2 separate regions of the Homo sapiens genome follow, and region 1 is linked to region 2. The links are chromatin loops, found by intact Hi-C in ENCODE. Cell type or tissue: IMR-90. All regions are shown on one strand. Each heading gives the region's core, and the rest is flanking DNA. Links, peaks and the distances in the headings are about the cores only. Region 1 has its middle 92 kb from the start of ASB7. Region 2 overlaps LOC105371024 (a long non-coding RNA gene).

The links. Hi-C counts contacts between places; a loop is a spot of excess contacts. Peaks named below come from ENCODE experiments on the same cell type or tissue, not always from the same donor. Only the 100,000 strongest peaks of a DNase experiment are listed, where the experiment ranks them.
Region 1: it touches region 2 in a loop (2.0-fold over the local background); 6 of 110 quality-filtered maps call a loop at or near these places.

What each region holds. Positions count from the first base shown.
Region 1 is chr15:100,689,883-100,700,214 of GRCh38, reverse strand. No RefSeq gene overlaps it. Among named protein-coding and RNA genes, the nearest start is that of ASB7, 92 kb to the right of the region's middle. In IMR-90, for the core only: no CTCF peak of the experiment used is centred there; a DNase peak (open chromatin) is centred at 5,314; H3K27ac peaks cover 177 bases.
Region 2 is chr15:100,753,615-100,763,946 of GRCh38, reverse strand. All of the region lies in intron 2 of LOC105371024 (a long non-coding RNA gene), which reads right to left. Among named protein-coding and RNA genes, the nearest start is that of GCAWKR, 91 kb to the left of the region's middle. In IMR-90, for the core only: no CTCF peak of the experiment used is centred there; DNase peaks (open chromatin) are centred at 4,026 and 4,686; H3K27ac peaks cover 971 bases.

The DNA of each region.
Region 1 (10,332 bases), core at 1,412-9,411, 64 kb after region 2:
AAGACCAGCCCGAGCAACATAGTGAGATCCTGTCACTACCAAAAAAAGAAAAAAAAAAAATTGCCAGACATGGTGCCACATGCCTGTGGTTCAAGCTACTCAAGAGACTGAGGTGGGAGGATCCCTTGAGCCTGGGAAGTTGAGGCTGCAGTAAGTTGCGAGCATGCCACTGCACTTCAGCCTGGGTGACACAGTGAGACCCTGTCTTAAAAAAAAAAAAAATTGAACTACTCAGATCCCTAACACAACACCATATACAAAAATAAAATTCAAATGAATCAAAGAATCAATTGCAAAAAATAAATTTATAAAAGTATTAGAAAATATATAGGAACATATCTTCATACTTAATATGCAGAAAGTTTTGCTAAGCAAGATATCGAATCCATTAGCCATAAAATAAAATAATGATATATTCAACTACCTACAAATTTGAGAAGTTCTGTACATTAATAACATCATTTTCTAAGTTTAATGGTGAGAGAGACTCAGGGAGAAATTATTTGTAATGTGTATGATAAATAATCCCAATTCACCAACTACAAAAAATTTTAAGAATTAGTAAAAGAAAAAGAGCCACCTGGGCAGAATAACCAGGCAAATGACACCAAAACACAATTCACAGAAGAAATACAAATGTTACACTTAAAAACACAAGTTCAAACAATGAGATGACATTTAAAAATGTACCAGATTGGCAAACATTTTTAAAGATTGATAATATGACATGTGGGTTTGGTTATGAAAGAAAGGAATCCATCACAAGGCTGCATCACAAGCTCTTAGAGTATGGAATGGGCACCCTGTTTTGGAGGGCACTGAGCGATGCCCACTGACAAAGCAGGCGGCCCTCTGATCCAGTAATCTCACAGTTAGGAATGTACCTGACCCAAATCCTCACACCGTGCACAAGGCTACACATTCAGGAACATTTCCCGCAGTATTGCTAATAATAGCTAAAGTAGGAGAAACTTAAAGATCTCTTAGAATGGGACTGGCCAAATAAATGATGGTGTATTACTCCTGTGAAATATCATGCAATCATTCATAAGAATTAGGTGGTTCTAAACGTACAGAAGCAAAAAGAGACCAAAGGTATATTCTTAAATGCAAGATAGAGCCTCAAAACAGTACATTTGTTATGACCCATTTTTCAAGTGCCTCTCTCTCTCTCTCTCTCTCTCTATATATATATATATTTATATATGTACAATATTTGTAGGGAGATATATATATATCTCATATATATATATGTCATGAAACAAAGAACTAGAATGGTCCTTACCAACCTGTTACTCTAGCAAGAGAAATCAGATTGGGAGTGAGGTGGGAAGATGGGACCTGTGATGAAGAACTTTTAATAATCTATGTTTCTGTTGCATGAGACATTTTAAAAAGATATGTTTAAAAATAGTCAAAGAATAGTAAGTGCAGAATTATTTTAAATTTTTAAAAATTATTTCATTTAAGTTTTTAAATCCTTAAATATATTTGCAGCAATCTTTCCTTTGTACAGTAGTATATAGGACCATAAAATGACCACGCAATCTGGACCATGCAAAGCAATCTTAGTGATTAAGAGGGAGAACACACCCTAAATCTCCTCTGAGAAGGGAACAAGGACTGAGTCTTGAAGAGAAACCTGCAAGTTTTTCTTAATATACTTCTGTGTTACTGGATAGTTGGTAATGAGCGTTAGAATTTTTAAAAGAAGAAAAACACATGCAGAAAAAGAGAAAGTCATCTGACAATACCATTGTTTTTCTAAAGAAATACTTAAAATGCATATACATGAAAATATTTCATTGGATTATTATTGAATTATCTTTATTAGATTTTTTAAATTATGAAGCAATACATGTTTGCAACAATGAAACAAGCCAAAGATGATGAAGAAAATGTTACCGTTTCTGGATTTGTTCCGTTTCACTGCTCTATGTGAATATTTGTGTGTCAATGCCATACTGTTTTGTTAAAGCAGTTTTAAAGCTGTAGTATCCCCTGAGGCAAACTACTCCCCTCACACCATTCTTTTATAAGTTGTTCCAGGCTATTCTCAGACTTTGTTCTTTTCAATTACCTTTAAGATATATTTATTTAAAGATATAGTATAGGGATTCCATTTAAAATCACATTTCATTTTCATTTTTATACAATTTTGACTTTCTATTTAGGTATGTGATATGTCTCTCCAATGTTGTTTTAATTTCTTTAATAAAGTTGTATAATGTTCTTCAGTAGGTGTTAGATTCTTCTTGCTAGTTTTATTTTTATTCCTATGAATATTGCAGGATTTTAAATAACTAAGATGAGTAGGAGATTTCCATTTTCATTTCTAACTGAATTTTGATAATAGAGAAAGGCTATTTATTTTTGTATATTTACCTTGTATCCAGCAAACCTGCTACATGTTCTACTCAATACTAAGTTTTAATTAGTCTCTCAGGTTTTCAAGATATGCAATCAACCATGATAATTTTGTCTGTTTGTAATATTTATATTTTTAATTTAATTTTCATGTTTTATCTTAGTAATAAAAGCACACAGTTTTAAAAGTCAAATGATACTAGATTTATAATTTTAAAAAGTAGTTTCTTGCTACACTCACTTTTTTTTGCCACACTTACTTTTTATTCTGAATCTTCAGATGCAGCCACCTTGACCTATTTTACCTACTTCTTTCAACATTTTCACAGAGCCATATTTCTAAATGACATGTTCATATGAGCACATTTTTATTTTTTTTAAGTTTAGATACTACCTATTGACTTCCTACAATGGGAAAATAAGAATTTAGCTCTCTTATACCACCCCTCACCCACACACATACTCCCCATTCTCCTAATATAGTTTTACCACAATAAACCAATTTTTATATCCACATAGTCATGGATATGTAAATATTATCTATAGCTGAGCCATACACATAGTGACCATCTTTCCTTTGCTTTACAGCTTTTCTTTTCCCTGAAGTTAATAATGGCTTTAGGTTTTTGTTTCTTCCTTCCTTTCTTTCTTTGCTTCTTTGTTTTCCTGTGTGTGCATGTGTATTGTTGTTATTGTTTTGTTTTGCTTAGCTATTCATTAACATCTCCTCTGGATACATTCTCCTCTCATTATATTTAAGTACACTCCATAATCTATTCATTTTGTATTTTTTTTGGAGATCTCTTTCGGTGGCCCTCTATCTTCCTGCTACAAATGGGATCAGCTGCTCTGACAGGCAACTACATGGCTGTAATTCTGGACTTCCATTCACATTAACCTTTCAAAACATCTTTTTGCCTTTCAGCCATGTTTCCTGTTCACTTATTTTTCATTTTTCATGGTCTTTCTCTGTATTAATTTACTCTTTGCAGTAGTTAGATGATGAGAAAGAAGTCATTCCCGCTTGTTGTAAAAGTTTTCCAGTAGAGAGAGAAACATGAACTACTAAGCCAAAATGGCAGAAGAGAAGGGGTTAACTGAAAGAGAAAAACTGTGGTCACCCAAGATAAGAAGGTACTATGTGGGAGAAAGTTCCCAGAGATCACACATGGGTGAGCTGGCTTTGGAGAGGGGAAAGTCTTCCCACAAGCATCGACCGGAAGAGCTGAAAGGCAGACTCTACTTCTGGGAATTTGGCAGACTGGATTATTTGGGTCAACCCTTCTGCAGAAAACAATGACAAATGTCAGATAAAATAGGAGAGACACATATTTTGAAGCATCCAAAAGCTGGCTAAATATTAGATTTATTAAAGTTGTCTTTTTGACAGTCAAAAATGGTGTACTAATAATAATATCATATGTTGCAACCTAATAGTGAGGAATTATTAGGCCAAACATTTAAGAGAAAGAGGGAGCCCCAGAAACGAAAGAGCAATACTGGAGTTGCTTTTGCTTTGAGGGCAACTGCTGATCCAGCAAACTTGAACTTTGATTGGTTCCTGATGGTGACGGGGAAAAACAAAAGTGAAGAGTATAACAGGAGAATCTCCCCACATTAAATCATGAGCCCAAAAAGCTATACCCTCAGAATAAAAATGAGTCAGTAGTAATCTTCTCCCATCCGAGTGAGGGAATTAAATGAGGCACTGAACAGAGCAGGAGAGGATGGCGATGTCCTCTCAATATTTGTAATCGTAAGTAGGCCTTTAGGGAGATCTGCATCCCAAATTCACATTCCTGGGATGGTCCCAAACTAATCTTAAGTGCGAATTTAGTTTAAAGTACTCTTTGACTAGCAGTGACCTCAGGCAACTTCAGGAAAAAACAAATGCAAATCCCGAAGGGAAGCACTTCATCCCACAAATAATTTTTCAAGGACAGTCAGCATTATACAATAAAAAATAACCAAGCACATAAGGAAACAAGGCACCATGAGTGAGATCCAATAGAAAGAATGAACAGCAGAAACAAACCTGCAAAAAGTCAGATTCTAGAATCATATGACATGAATTATAAAATAACTACACTTCTTGATGTTAAAAGATTTTTGAAGCTTAAAATATCCTGCAGAGAATAGGAAACTATAAAAAGTGACATAGCAAATTTGAAATTGAACCAAATGGAACTTCTAGGAATAAAAATAAGGAATAATCATAATTTAAAACTCAGTCAACAGGTTCAACAAAAGCAGAAAAAGCTGAAGAAAGAATTTGGGAACTGGAAGCTAGGTCAATATAAATCATCTAGAATGAAGCACGGTGACAAAAAATGGAAAATGTGAAAGAGAAGTTAAGAAATGTGGACGACGGAATGAGAAGACCAACATGCATTTAATCAGAGTCAGAGAAGGAGAGGAAAAGAATGGAGAAAAGTCAGTATTTGAAGAGATATTGGCTAGACATTTTCAGAACTGGCAGAAGTTTGGAATATGATCCAGGGTAGTGTTCCTCACTAAATACATAACAAAATTTGTTCTGCCGTCATAGAGTTGTGGGTATTAGTAGGACTTGGGGAATTTTAAATTTTATTAAACCAAGATCACGCCACCCCACCCTCTGAGTTAAAATTCAGTATCAGTGTGATAACGCATTACAAAATCAGCCCCTACTCTGGATGGGAAATGAGAACTTACAGCCCAGCTGAAATGAAGTGGAGAAAGTTCTTTAGAAATAGTGATATTAGGATAGAATTCCTTTGAATCCTCCCAAAAGAGCCATGAAGTTTCATTTTTAAAAATCAGTATTTTGGTGAAAAAGCATAACTTCTTGGAGGATGAAAAAGAAAATCCCACAAGGTCCTACATCAACAGCCTGGGCCAAGGCGCCAGAAAAACTTCATATACTCTGTCTTGTCATGAGTTACAATCATTGTTCTGGGAATTTTCTCAGGGGCTTGGCATTTTTCCTTATAAACAAAACTACATATCATTCTTGAAGCTGTCTGATAACTGGAATGCTAGCAGTTACGGCATCTTTTCCAGGCCAAAGAGCAATGCCCAGTGGTCCCAAAGGGCAGCTAGGGGTCTAGGTTTTGGTTTTCATTCCCCAGCGGAGCTGCTCTCATTCAGGACACATGTGGAGACAGCCAGCTCACATGGACCTCAGAGGGCTTCTTCCTCTACTCCACAGCCCTGTACTTTTCTCTGCCTGGAGATATTAAAGGTCAAGGGCTAAGGCTTCTGAGGGTCTGTTAGTATGTACTAAGTTCCTTGAGACTCCTAGCTCAAGTACCCATGGCTGGTACAGCACGTTCCTTGTTTGCAAATTAATCCTGTGATGAAGTTTATAAGACAAAGTTTGATGACCTCTTGGATAAAGGGATGCAGGCTCAGAGACAGTTTAAATAAACTGAACTAAAAAGGCAAAGAAATAATCATTGGCAAGCTTCCCAGTCATCTTTCTTTTAGTTTCTCTCCCTCCTTTCCTTCCTTCCTTGCTTCCTTTCTGTTAGTAATATCAGGGTAGTTTATCTCTTTATTATCTAGCCTTGATTCCCCACCATGCCTTGAGCAGAGCCCCTGATTTAGAGATTGATCAGGGAGTCATGCACACTTCTGTGTCATTGTACCTCTGTTGGTGGTGGTGCTGGGCTCTTTCATGTGAATATGACACTGATCCCTGTAGGACTGGCAGAAGGTGGCTTACAGGCATTCTCAGCTACCTTGAGAGTCTGCTCTCATTGGAGTCTAGGTTCTCTTCCTCTCCAGTGCCTCCCCCTGGCCGCCCCGCACACTCTTCTTCATTCATAAACCTTCAGTCACTCCCCATCGTCTCCAGTCTCAAGGCTAACCTTGTTTGGCTTTCAAGGCCCTCCTCAGTCTTATCCCAATAACAGTCCCCAGCTGATTTCCAGCTCTCATTTCTCTAGTGGTTCTCAACCTGGGGTGCCCTAGAGGGTGTTTGGAAATGGGTAGAAGCATTTTCATTGTCATTAGGATGGGGGTGGCACTTACTGGGCAGGGTCCAGGCATGAGAATTACCCTCTAATGCCTGGAACAGTCCCACACACTGAACAATTGTCTCATCCCGATGCCAGTGGTGCCCCTGTTGAGAAACGCTGCTTGATTCTGGCCAAACTTGTTCACTCTCCATCCATCAAACCAGTTATGTATGTTTGCACTCCTGGCCCAACCCACCTGGAATTTCCCTCCTTTCCTCTCTGCTCCTCTGAGTTCTACCCACTTAGAAGGCACTCATTTTACAGATATGGCTTGCTTGGACACCCAGCTACAGCCATTCCCTCTAAGCCTTCAAAGCCACTATTATCACTCAGAGGCTGACCAGCTCGTGGGAGGTATGTGGACAGTGGAGCCGCACAGCCCCAGGTTTGAGCCTCATTCTGCCACTTTACCCATGTGGCCTGAGGAGAGCCACTTCCTCTTGCTAAGTCTACTTTCCTTGTCTCTAAAGTAGAGATGATAATAGCACCTACCTTTTTTCTATGAGGAATATTCTATGAGGATTAAATGCTGCACCATAGGGTAAAGTGCCCAGAGCCTCCTAGCATGTGGCAGGAACTCCATTAATGCTATACATATATTTGTATATATTCCTTACAAGACAGTGTGCTTATTCACTAAATGCTTGTAGAGTTGATATCCACCCCTAAGGCTGTCTGCAAAGTCGAAGCATGTCGTTGCTGCAGAGTTGAAGCATCATGCTGGACAGACTGGGTGGGCAAAGGTTCATTTTCCTGCAGCCACAGAATGTGTCTTAGTACGGGAGCCACTTGGAAGCGGCAGATGAAGAGGGGCCCCCACGGGGGCAACACCCTCAGCATCCTATCTTTTCACTATGCTGAAGCACATGCTTAATGATGCCCACTGCCTGAGGTCCGTGCACATCCCAAAGGAGAGCTAAGAGGAGAACATGGGCGCCATCAGTCTTACTGAGGGCAGTGACTGCCCATAAGAAATGGAAGCCAGAGGGTGAGAGTGAGAAGCCATCCCCTGAAATGGAACGCCACTTCCACACCACTTCCAGCATCTCTCAGCTGCTTGCTCCTTGCACTGGTTCTGTGCTCCTAAAACTCTGTTACCTTGGAGTCTTCCTAACTCGGCTTTGCTCTGTGGCCTGACCACAGATCTTTGACCCTTAGAGGAGGAATGGCTTCACTGCATTTATCCAGTGACATGGGATGTTACAGATATCCAGGAATTAGGGCAAAGGCCAGGCCAGCCCCAGCTTGCTGGTCTGAGGCCAAAGCCCGAGACCCTGCTCTCTTTGAACTGGCTCATAGCAACCATGAAGGTCTTGCCAATGAAAGTTGAGGATGTGACTTGCTTGGTAACCCTTAAGAAATGAAAGTTGAGAGAATTCTCAGTGAGGAATGACTAAGCGTGATACTGTAAGCCAGGGACTTTCAAGTGCCTCCTCAACGATTTCCTACTTTTAAGGTTAACAACATTCCAGAAGTCTAAAAAGATGCATAGAGAGTATTCCAAACTCCCTAGAGGAAGAGTTCAGATGCAAGGCATTGAATTTGCTGGGCTTTGAAGACAAGGAAATGTCAAAACCAAACTCAGGACAATATGTTAAGGGAATGAATGGGACTGTCTGGTGGGAGTGAAGGAGCCGTGAACAGAGGGAGTAGGACTGAACCTGAGCTAAATGACAAGACTTCTGGGCACCTCACACAGCTTCTCTGAGTGTCTGCCTCATTATTCCATGAGAACATTGGCCTATAAAGACTACAGATGCTCCCTGACTTACAATGGGGTTGCATCCCAATACACCCTTCATAAGTTGAAAATATCATAAATCGAAAATGCATTTAATACACCTAACCTACCAAACATCATAGCTTAGCCTAGTTGACCTTAAACATGCTCAGAACATTGACATTAGTCTACAGTTGGGCAAAATCATCTAACACAAAGCCTATTTTATAATAAGTGTTGAATACCCCATGCAGTTTGTTGAATACTGTACTGAAGTATGGTTTCTAGTCAACGTGTATAACTTTTGCACCACTGTAAAGTTGGAAAACCCTAAGTCAAACCATCATAAAAGCTGTATGTCTATGTGATGAGCCAGTTAAACACCCAATGGACTTTTACCCAAGGGATTGGTAAGTGGCCAAAATGATTGCGTTGGTTGATTCTTTGTCTGCTGGCTCTTTCCACAGAAGACTACCCCCTCACATGATGAGCCACAAAGGCATCTGAGGATGTCCAGCTCTCTTGGGTCACCCCAGATCCACCTGATGCTACATTCCTGGACCTGGGCCTGGCGTCAAGTTCTGCTCTTGACACTAGTCATCTGTGAGTTACCCCTCTGGACCGCCCCTTCTTCGTGTCTCCATGAGCTTGCTCCCAGACCCCAGGGCAGGGCTAATTCCATCAGGGCTCTGGACTGGGGGTCAGTTGCACCTGTGCCCAAAAGCCAGAGCCAAGAAGCTGCAATGTCCTTTGCTCACCACACTGCACTGGGTAGCACCTGGTGTACAGTCAGAGCACCAGGGTGAGAATGGACAAGGGCCAACTTGGACTCCTATTGTCTGAGGGGAATGTGGCTGTCGCTGCCCTGAACAGGCAAGTCAGAGAGGAGCTGGAACAGAGGCCTGATTTGGTTCCTTGCACCTGTTGGCACACCTCTCAATACAGGGTCTCAACAGGAGCTCTGGACTGAGAGTCACAATCATTTATACCCCTGGGTAAAAGTGTTCAAAAGAGAAAGGCTGGAGGGGACTCCCTGGCCAATGACAAACACAGTGTCCCTCTTCAGGAGCTGGAGAAGCTTAGGCTTCAACATGGAGAAACATGTGTCTGTCTCAAGCCTACATCTGCCAATGTAGGCACATGTTTCCCTGCCAGGGGCCAGCTGGAAGCTTCCTGGAGCTCCTTATGCTTCTGGCCTCTTCAACTCACAAACTGTTCAGCAGGGCAAAACCCTTAACAAGCTGGAACATAATCAAAACTCTAAATGCATTAGGTCATTTCTCCTGTAATGAGAAAGAAAAATCACAATAAAACAAATTCACATCAAGAACATACTGAAAGAACAGTAACAATAGCCATATCCACAAAACAATCTTAGCCTTGTCACCAGCGAGGAGGCAATCTTAGGATGGTGGCTGTAAGGCCATCAAATCCCCAAGGAACCGTCCAACCATCCAACAAAAGAATCAATACTGGAGACGATCGCTGTTTCCCAAGGCAGAGAGCAGACACATGCATCGTGCCTTGTCAGTGACGACGCAAATGGAAACGCTTCTGCGGTCAATCTTCAGTGAATGCGATGATTTTATTAACTGATTCTTGAGTATCCGGGCCCTCCTTAAACATTCTGGTGAAAGGACATTTGTAAGATACACAAAGAATTCACACACCCTACATCTTGAGAAAATCAGACGCTTCATATCCTTTGTGGAAATGAGATCGAGAACAAAATAAAATATAAAAATCTTTTAAAATCCATGAAACAATAAGGAGACGAGAAGGGGATGAGGGGACAAACAAAAAGAAAAGGGGCCACTTGCCTGGCGCTTTGGAGGCCTAGAAAGTTAAACGTGTCCTAAAGTCATGGCACTGGCCGCCCTCCAAAATCTGAGAGGCACCTCAAGGCATTTGGAAGAAAGCACCACTTGGCTGGGAAAAGTGGTACCAAGGGAGGCTTTCAGGCCAGGAATTACAGGGAAAGTAACAATCATGTTAATCAAGTGCCTAGAATTGGCTTCACACCGACTTTCTCTGAAACTATTGGCCAAGAATATCTTTCAGTTTATTTGCACAATTGACCAAAATTCCTTCTACCTTAGAACGTATTAACCTGATCTACTTGTTCTTAAGGTTCAGGAGATCACAGATTCTTTTGAGAATCCAACAAAGCTATGTACCCTTTCCACCAAAAAAATTATTGTTGGCACACACTTCTCAACGAATTAACAAGGACCCGAAGCCAAC
Region 2 (10,332 bases), core at 765-8,764:
GGGATGGTCATCTGCTCCTCAGGTCCCTTGGGAGGAAGGCACGAGGGAGCTGCTGCTGACTAAAGCTGGAGGAGCCGTTCCCCCACCCCACAGGCTCCCTTGTCAGTCATTCCTCTTTGCCTGTAGCTCTTCCTCCCTTCCAGCCAGACTCAAGGCTGGGGCTGACTGTCTCAGGGAAGGGAGACCCGGAAGAGCCCAGTGAGGCCTGCAGGGGAAGCCTCGACCCATGGAGTCCAATCCTGCTCTCAGAAGCACACACAAGGATGATAGCTTTGAGAGGACAAAGGCATCTGGCACTTCCTGCAGAAGAGGAGGGAAGAGTGTGGGATAGGATGACAGGGGGGTTCCTGCTGACTGAGAGGCCCCAGGATCAGGCCCTGCACTGTGGGATGACTCACCCCACTTTCCAGGGGTCAGAGATACCTCATGGTAGGTTGAGGGATGCCAAGGCAGAGGAACTTGGACCCCCTTTTTCCTCTGAGACTCTGTGGCCTGGCTGGTGGCCATCTGGAGAGACACGGTCTGGAGGAGACTGGGACAGAGGTGGGGTGGCACTTGTCCTCTGCAGAGCTGAAATGGCCTGGGGGGCACTCACAGCTTTCTGGGGCTCCTAGGAGCGAGGTGGAGATGGCTAAGAGTTGGCAGTAGAGGACATGGAGTGGGGGCCCCATTCAGTGAGGATGTGCAGAGGTTTGAAGGCTGGCCTGCCACCTAGATGGCCCCTGTCCCATGCCAGGGTGGCATGGAAGCTCCCTGTCAGCACTGGACTTCCCCAGGGATAAAGGGCAAGGAGAGGGGGGGAAGAGACTCCGGAACTCATCTGATGGGTCAACACTCACAGGTCAGGAAGTGTCAAGCGCTGGGCCTCCATTCGGTGCTGCTGATGTGTGTGTCTGCCCTCTGCCAGCACCACGCTTGGTTTCTATAGCTCTGTAGTAAGTCTCAGTACCGGGTATGTGGTTTCTCCTACTTCATTCTCCTCTGTCAGAGATTGTTATCTCGGGCCTTTCCTTTTTCATATATATTATAGAATAAGCTTGTCTGTATCTGTAAAAACCTTGCTGAGATTTTGATAGGAATGGTGTTAAAACTGCCGTCAGTTTGGGTAGAAGAGACATCTGTCGTGCTGAGCCTTCGAATCCATGAACCCTGACGTGTCTCCATGCGTTAGGTCTTCCTTGATTTCTTTCATCAGTGGCTTGTAATTTTCATCACACAGACTCTTATTTTTTAAACTCATAAAAAGATTCACCTAGAGCTTTCCAGGTTCACTGTAGCATCCTCTTTGTCTTTGTTCTTGCCGTCTTGCTGAAGGCAGTACTCCATCCCACTAAGGACACCTCGTTGAGCTCCAGGTCCATGTAATCCACGCCAAGTTGTGACTATGCGCAAACTTATCCACCTCCGGGGGTGGGGAACACATCCTGCTGAGGCAGCCCCTCCTCCGACTGTGCCCGCCAGAAAGTTCTTGCATGGAGTACATTTCTGCACCCAGGCGCCCTGGCTCTACCCCAGGGCCACCCACCCACAGTTCGAATCCCTGACTTTCTCTGCTTTGCAAACCTTTTGTCTCTTCTCTAAGCCTCAACTCAGAGCACTCCGCTGGGTATTTCTCAAAATTCGCCTCCCTGCGCTGACTGGTCCTCATCTTCTTTCAGCTCCTGACACTGTCAATCTGTTTCTGAAACACACATGAAACACACACTCTCTCTCTCTCTCTCCTCTTCTTCCTTTGTCTCATCACCCCACATTCCTTTCTCTTCCTCTCCAAGCCCGTCCCACGTCCTGGCTGCCCTCACAGGTGACAGCTGAGATCTGACTTACACCTGGCCAGGGACAAGGCACCTTCCACCTGCTCCCAAGTGTCCCAAATGAACCCAGAGAAGAATTGAAACAGACTCCAATGGCTCTTCTCTTTCAGGATACTGTGCCACATGTAGGGATGAGCAGGGAAGCTTCCACACGAAGCCATCTAAACCTCAGTCTAACTTTGTTTTTGCAGGCTCTGGCAATGATGCCAGACTCTATGGGACAACAGGTCACCAAGGCAACCCTGCCCAGTGGATTTGGCCAACGTTTTGGACCGTGTAAATAACACCTCTATTCATGTCCAGCTGCTGGTGACCCGGAAGAGGCAGCAGACGCTGTGGAGGCTTTGCCAGCCTCCCTGCCTGGATCATGAGACCCTGAGCAATACACTTGTCTTTCTGAGTCTCTGCTTCCTCCTCACAAGGCAGGGTGCTAAGATCTACCTCCCAAGGAGCTGGTGTGCATTGTGGAAATCAGATACAGTGCCGAGCACCACGCCTGGAACTGTGGTCATGGCACTGTGACCACCATCGTCATTAGCGTTTTGGAGGGAGGCCACGCAGTTCTGTGGCTGCTTGTGTCTCTGAACTTGCTCACTCATGTGGCTCCTTAAAGAGTGGTTTGTGGTGGTTTCTTCCTCAGATGAGAACAGCACCGGGTCCCGGGTTTCTATTTGCCTTGCATCTCCCAAAAGTGCTGACTTACTCAACCAAGTACACCCAGGCCCCGGGGCTGACCAGGGAAGTGATTCAGGGTGTGGCACAGGGGTGGGCAGGAGCACCCACCTGCTTGAGCCCCACAACACCATTGGGTGCGGCTGCCCAAGGACCCCCAACACTCATCCACACTTTTGGCCCTTTAGAGACCCAAGGCTTAGACTGCTCCAAGAAGGGAGGCTGCACCCTCAGCTGGAGAGAGGATTCAAATGGTAGCTAGCAAGACTCCAGAGATGTACAAGCAGCTGGGGGCCACCAGATACAGCAGGCAACCGGGCCCTTTAAGTGTGGCTAGTCCAGATTGGCATGTCCTGAGAGTGTAAAATCCACACTGGATTTCAAAGACTTTGTACCAAAATTTATATATGTATTTTTATATATAATAATATCTTAGATATTAGATATATATCAGATATATAGATAACATAATATATATTAGATATATGTATATCTAATATATCTAACATAATAGATAATATATACATTAGAATCTGTTTCTTTTCACTTTAAAAATATGGCTACCAGAAGCTTTGAAATGACACGTGGCTGGTATTTACAGCTCACGTTGTGTTTCTATAGGGTAGTGCCACTCAACAGACTGTCCAATATATATGACTTGTTTTAGGGGCCTGGTCCTGGGAGGCCAGGGTCCTCCTCTTTCCTTGATCCCAGGAGATCCTGCAGGGTCCTCGCCACCTAGCCCCCTTGGCCTTGGTGCACATACAACAAAATCCAGAACCCTGGAAGGCTCCTGTGCTCCCCTGCATCTTTGGATCTGCACACCCAGCCCTGTGCACACAGTCCCTCAAGCACATATAGCTCTTTTATGAAACTTGGGAACAGGACTTCCTGATTCAAGGTACTTTCCTGGTGTCCTCCAGAAAATCAACACAATAAACATGCAAATCTATGACAGCTACCGTGGGAATAATGTCTCGGATACAGCACCCTTGTCCAGTATGCAGCTTGCACAGCCGTATGTGGCAGCCCTGCCAGTATCTAGCTGCTCAATATTAGTTGGAGAGATAATTAAGGAAGAAATAATAGGGACTCCCACCCCCATGATGTTTCTGGGCTGAGGCTGCACCTCTTGTCCAATGAAAATGACAGTTTTTTTCAAGCAAGAGGCCACTTCTCAGGACTGTGGCCCTAGCCTCACTCACTGCCCACACGTGAAAACCACGTCAACGTAGCAGCACACCTCCAACATTCAGAAAGTTCATACAGCTACGGGCAGAAGGTAAACACCTACTGATGCTTCAAGCCCAGCCTAGGACCCTCTGCGAAGAATCTCCGTCTCTGCACTGCTGATGTCACAGAACAGCCCAGGGAGGGGTCGCTGGGCTAGTCTAACCTGAGCTGTTACCGTCTTGGTTGAGGGACCATTGCTTTGTTGGAGGATGGGTGCCGATACAGACTGGTGCAGTGTGCTGGCATGCTTTTATCAGAGAGTGCTGATACACATCTGCTTAGAATGATTAAAGTTTCTCATCTCGTCTGACTCATAGGGCAGCATCCACAGAAAAGCAGAGGATGAGATAAGCCGGGAGGGCTGGGAGTGTCCGACTTTCACAGCTCTGTTTTCACCTCACAATGTCCTGTTTGCTCTCAGTGAGTTTGTTGGTTGGTTATATAAACATGTAGATATTTACTCATCTGTGGCAGGGTGAGTTTAACCCTTTTCTTCCTTAGCTTCTCACATATAGCTTTTATTTGTGTTTCATTCATGTTTAGCGTTGATGATTTCTCTCATTTGACACTTTTCCATTACATGGAAATTTCAGTCCCCAGAAAAAATGTAAAAGAGGGTGTTTTGCTTGTTTGTGAATTCATCTTTCTTTTCTTTTAAAAGCATTTTCTATTTTCCCACATATGAGTTTGATTGCAACTAGAGAGCAACAGGAAGTGAGTGAGGGGCCAAGCTGAGAGCATCAAAACAATTCTCAGCCCCGTTTTCCAGAGCTCCTTGCAGTTCCTTTAACCAAATGGATGCTTTGCGGAGAGTTAGGTTATTTAGTACAGTAAACAATTTTTTTCTTTTCCTTTCAGCCACTTAATGTGGTATCATGAAAGGAAGATCAACTTCTTAATGAAAAAAAGCTGTGATGGAAGAGGAGGCTATAGCACATCAGGAGCGCTTCCAGGCTTACATAAGTAACATTCCTGCTGCATAAACATCTTGGCAAATCCGGAGACTAAATCCCATCCCACACCGCTGGCCTGAACCAAACACTGTATAATGTTTTAAAAAAGAAAAAGAATCCCGTTGATGGTAACAGTTTTCTTTCCAGAAACAAGTCATTAGTTTGGACAAAAAAATCCAATTGCATCTGCTGAGCTCCCCAAAGTTCTAGTGGAAATTATTATCTAGAGAAAAAGCAAGTGAGGAGTAAGAGTGGAGGATTGTGATCTCTTAAGAGTAAAACAGAAACGGCACTTAAACCCCATGATGTGCCTTTCAGCGCAAAATTGCAAACCCCAAATAATTAAACTATCCTAATTTGGCAAATGTCAACAAGAGAGTTCAAAAATAATCATCATAATTTTAATGCATTATTAACTCTACTAGAGATTTTAAACAAAATTAAACATTGATCTATTTACTTAACTCCTGAAATGACATGAAGTTGAAGCATACAGGCCGGGTGTGGCAGCTCATGGCCATAATCCCAGCATTTGGGAGGCCTTGGTGGGCGGGTCACCTGAGGTCAAGAGTTCGAGACCAGCTTGGCCAACATGGAGAAACCCCATCTCTACTAAAAATAGAAAAAAAAAAAAAATTAGCCAGGCGTGGTGGCAGGTGTCTCTAATCCCAGCTACTCTGGAGGCTGAGGCAGGAGAATCACTTGAACCCGGGGTAGGCGGAAACGTTGCAATGAGCTGAGATGGCACTGCTGCACTCCACCCTGGGTGACAGAGTCAGATTCCCGGTCAAAAAAAGAACATTCATTAAACATTTACTGTGGCCAGGGGCTGTGGCTCACTCCTGTAATCCTAGCACTTTGGGAGGCTGAAGCGGGCAGGTCACCTGAGGTCAGGAGTTCGAGACCAGCCTGGCCAACACGGTAAAACCCCGTCTCTACTAAAAATACAAAAACGAAATTAGCTGGGTGTGGTGGCAGGCACCTGTAATCCCAGCTACTCAGGAGGCTGAGGCAGGAAAATCACTTGAACCTGGGAGGCAGCGGTTGCAGTGAGCCAAGACTGAGCCACTGCATTCCAGTCTGGGCAACAGAGCGAGACTCTGTCTCAAAAAAAAAAAAGAAAGAAAGAAAAGTATGTACTTGGTGCTCTTTGGAGCCCCAGCTTTCCTGTAATACATACATAGGAATTCATATTAATATTTGTTCCCAAGAAAAGATGGGACTTACAGAGCACTATCTGTTTCATAACATATTCTCCATGACATTTTAATTCCAAGAAGTACTAACACCAAGTTGTGAGGAAAAACTATTCCTTCTTTCTAAGTGTTTGAGGCATAAAAGCAAAGTCATATTCCAATAAAACCAGTTTCCATGGTTCCTGAGCTACAAAGAATATTTGCATTTCTTTCTTCAATTCCCACAAGTAACAACTCTTCAGAAGTAGTTCCTCTAAAGTCTTTTCTTCCAAAAGTCTGAACAGACCAATGATCATAGAAGTGATAGAGAAAATAGTTAGAGCTCCTCCTAGACGCCCCCAAAGGGCATCAAGTCCAAATCATTTCTCAGTGCTTCTCAAATTACTCCACTCCACAGGAAAAGAGGGAAACTTCCAATTATTTACAAAGCCAAGAGTATTACTGGTTTGAAAACTTGACAAAGAGTTTAACTAAAAGTAAAACTACAGACCAATCTCACTCACTAACATTGATAGGAAAATGTTAAAGAAAATCTAAGCAAATAGAATCAGGAAATCAGGACCAAGGCAAAGATGTTCACTATCATCATTACTGTATAAAGTTGTATTGGAGGGATTAGCCAAAGAAAGAAAAAGAGGAAATAACTACAAGCAGATCAATTTGAAAGGAAACAATAACAATAAAAAAAAATCTGTGTAGATGATATGATGATATATTAGGAGAGTCCCCAAATAATCACTGGAAAAGCTAAGGCAAACCATAAGACAATTCAGTAAAATAGCAGGCTATGAAATGAATAAACAGGAGCCAAAGCCTCCATATCTATAAACAAAGGCCATCTAGGAGGAATAATAAAAGGGAAGATCTCATTTCTGATAGGGAGAAAAAAGACCTTAGTGTAAACTTAATGAGAAATGTGCAACCTATTCAAGGAAAATATGAAACTTTTGTGAAAGATGCAAAAGTGTAATTAAGGAAATTGAGAGATATACCATGTTCGTAGATAGGAAGACTGAACATCAAAAAGATATCAATTTATTTTAAAATAATTTATAAATTTGGCATGTTCTCAATAAATATTATGGCTTTTTTTCTGGAGCTAGGCAAGCTGATTCAAAGGTTTAATTGAAGCACAAACAAGCAGAAATAGCCAGGAAAATCTGAAAAAACAATGTGGAGAAACTAGCGTTACCAAATATTAAAACATATTACAAAGTTTTTATCATTTAAAAGAACAGTATAGAACTGGTGCACAGACTGATGGGACAGAATAGAAAAATCCAGAAATAGGCTCAACCGCTCATGGAAATTTAATATACACCAAAGGAAGCATCTCAAATCAGTGGAGAAAAAATAGACTTTTAAAATAAGTGGCACTGGAATAATACCTGCATAGCTACAGAAAAAAAAGAGAAAACTGATTTGTTTCTCACCCTGTATACAAAGATAACTTCTTATTAGTTCAGAGATTAAATATTTAATATTATGGAATAATAAGAAATCATATAAAATAAAAAATGAATAAATTACTGATAATTCAGGGTGGGGGAAAAATGTTCCTAAACTATGACTGAAAATCCAGAAGCAATTAAGGAAAAGACTGACAAATTTGACAGCATATAAACAGAGGAAAACTTTTGCATGAAAAAAAAAACAAACAAAAACACCATAAATAAATGAAAAAGGAAAAATAGATTGTGAAAGAGTTTCTTAAAAGAGAGAAGAAAAAGACTAAGAATCTCATAGAAAAATAAGCCAGAGCTATGAGCAGATATATCAGAAAAAAATGCAAATAGCCCTCATCCACATGCACATTGATTAACCACCTTCACAATAAGAGAAATTTAAATGAAAACTATAATGAGTATTATTCTTACATTTAAGGGACAAAAATCCAAAAGTTTGATGAGAAACTTAGTGCTGGTGGGAGTAAGAAAAAATTATTCAACACTATGAAAAGAAATTTTGAAATATTTAGCAAAATTACACAAGCATTTGATCCAGAAATCTCCCTTTAGAAATCTATTACAAATACATATTCCCAAAATGTTTTTTAAACATGCATGGTTATATTAAAAGACAGGAAACAATTAAAATGTCCACAAATACAATCATATAAAGTTAGTGTTCAAACTATAGTACTTCTACTCAATGGAGAATTATTCAGATGTTAAGAGAAATGAGGACTCTCTCTATGCATTGCTAAAGACAATCTCCAGAATATATCATTTTGTGAAGAAAAAACAATTGAAGAATACATTTTTAAAGAGAAACTTTTGTTTTTGTGCAATATAAATGTTCTACATAAAGTGAAATATGAGGAACATTTATAAAGTAATTTGTGAAAATAAAAAGTCAGATTTAATGAAATAAGTCTCTGTATTGACTTAATGTCCTAGCCATACAGAGGGGTATATTTTAAAACACAGTAATTCTATGGAACATTTCTAGTGCGGTATACCCCAATGACCAAAAAAAGTAACTGCAAAGAAATCTTAATTGTTACTAATCATGTTGCTAGAAATCATTTGGGAATTGATGTTCTCAAGCTTATGTATATGCTAACATGAAGTAAATAACCGTACAAATGTTAGGAATCAAGATTTTAAATAAAAGAGGTCCAATGTAAAATCTTTGTAATACTAAATTTGAATCTGAAGATATCAGAATAAACTCATAATGTGTTTCCTTTAAGAAAAATGTATTTCCTTGTTCCATTTGTTCACAAAGGCCTAGAAACAATGATCAGCCGACGAGTGATAAACACCACAAATGCCTCGATTTTGGTCTCTAAATTCCATTTTTCACCAAAAGAAATCAGGCTCTTTGAAGAAATGTCTGGATCCAGGTGTGGAGCAGGAAATACACAAGATAAACCTGGATCATCTTGTCAAATCTGAGAACATGTACACAGTCATGGACGGCTGCTATTGGGTCAAAGGGATTCTTTGTAGGACCGCAGAAGGCTCCTACTGGCCAAAGGTAGTACAATATGAGCATCAAGAACAGCAGTTACAATGCATTGAAGCATAAAAAACACATAAATATGTCTAATCCGTGAGTTCATAATGATAAGCAAAAAAACATGAGACAGACGCCAAACTCATTTTTAACTTTTAAGGCTAATGGAATGCCAGTTTATTATTCTGAAATCTGTAAACAAAGGGGAAAAAATTAAACATTTATCTGGCCTTCCCTGAAGGAACTGTGCCTCAGGGTAACAAAGTTTTTGGTGAGAGGAAGTTTCTCTTTGTAGAAGTATTTTAGTTAACACGTGGAGAAGGAATGATAAAGTTGGAAGATCACCATTTTGAAACCTCTAATGGTCATCAATGTCTGCTAAAACCATTAGGCAAAAAGCTGATGGGGAATTTTAATAACTGATGGATCAGGCTAACAATATTTGAAACCATTGATCCATCTTAATAGCACAGAAGGGGAGAGAACCAGAGATTATGTGTCTCCTGATAGAAGTACACACCACCACCCATGAAGTATTTTTGCCAAAAAAAATCCAACCTGTTTATTATAAAGTCACAGATCTACCATTTTATAAGAAACACTGCAGATGGAAGATCATGTTAAATGACACCATAGGGATGCAATCAGCAAGGTCCGGAATCTGACAAACTCCACAGGATGAATGACCTGGATCTTCAACAGGAAAATTAAGGGGGATGGGAAAGATGCTTAAGAGACTCATCAATCCATATGAAATGTGTGACCTTTATTTGAATCCTGATTCAAACAAACCAACTGTAAAAATGAGTTATGAGATAGTTCAGGAAATAAGAATATATGACATTTTTATTGTTAAAATTTTTAGATTTCATAATAGCAATATGGTTTTTTTTTAAGAGTCTTATCTTTTAGATATAAATGCTAAAGTACTTATAGACTAAAATACTTGCTGTGTGGGATTTGCTTCAAAAGAATCCTATCAGGGGAAGGAAAGAAAATGGGCAGGCTAGAGATGCTATGTATTAGCTATGACGTGATGATTATTGAGATGCAATGATGGCTGTTTTTTATACCTTGTATATACATTTGGATATGTTCAGGACTTTTCTAACAAAATGTTAACAAAAGAAAATAAAGTTGTTCTTGATGTCTCAGGAGCCCACAGATGTCTGATGAGAAGGTATAGCGTTTCCATCCATGGATAGAACTTGTTAGGGTATACAGAAAAGACTCAAACCTCAGTTGCCTGTCCCCCATCCTTCATGCCAGACTCTCATGGTCAAGATTTCCAGAAATATAAGGACTATCTATGTAGTTTACATACAAGTGGGATGATATAGTTGGGGAGAGGAACTCAAATATCTAAAGCCCTGGGTAAGATGGGGGTAGGGGGTGGAATTTAATTGTATATTGGGAAATAACCACCACAAAACTTCTTTGACTAACAGGAGAAGAATTTTTTATCGAACTCTCAATCTGAAGATCATTAATTTTCTACCAAAAGTC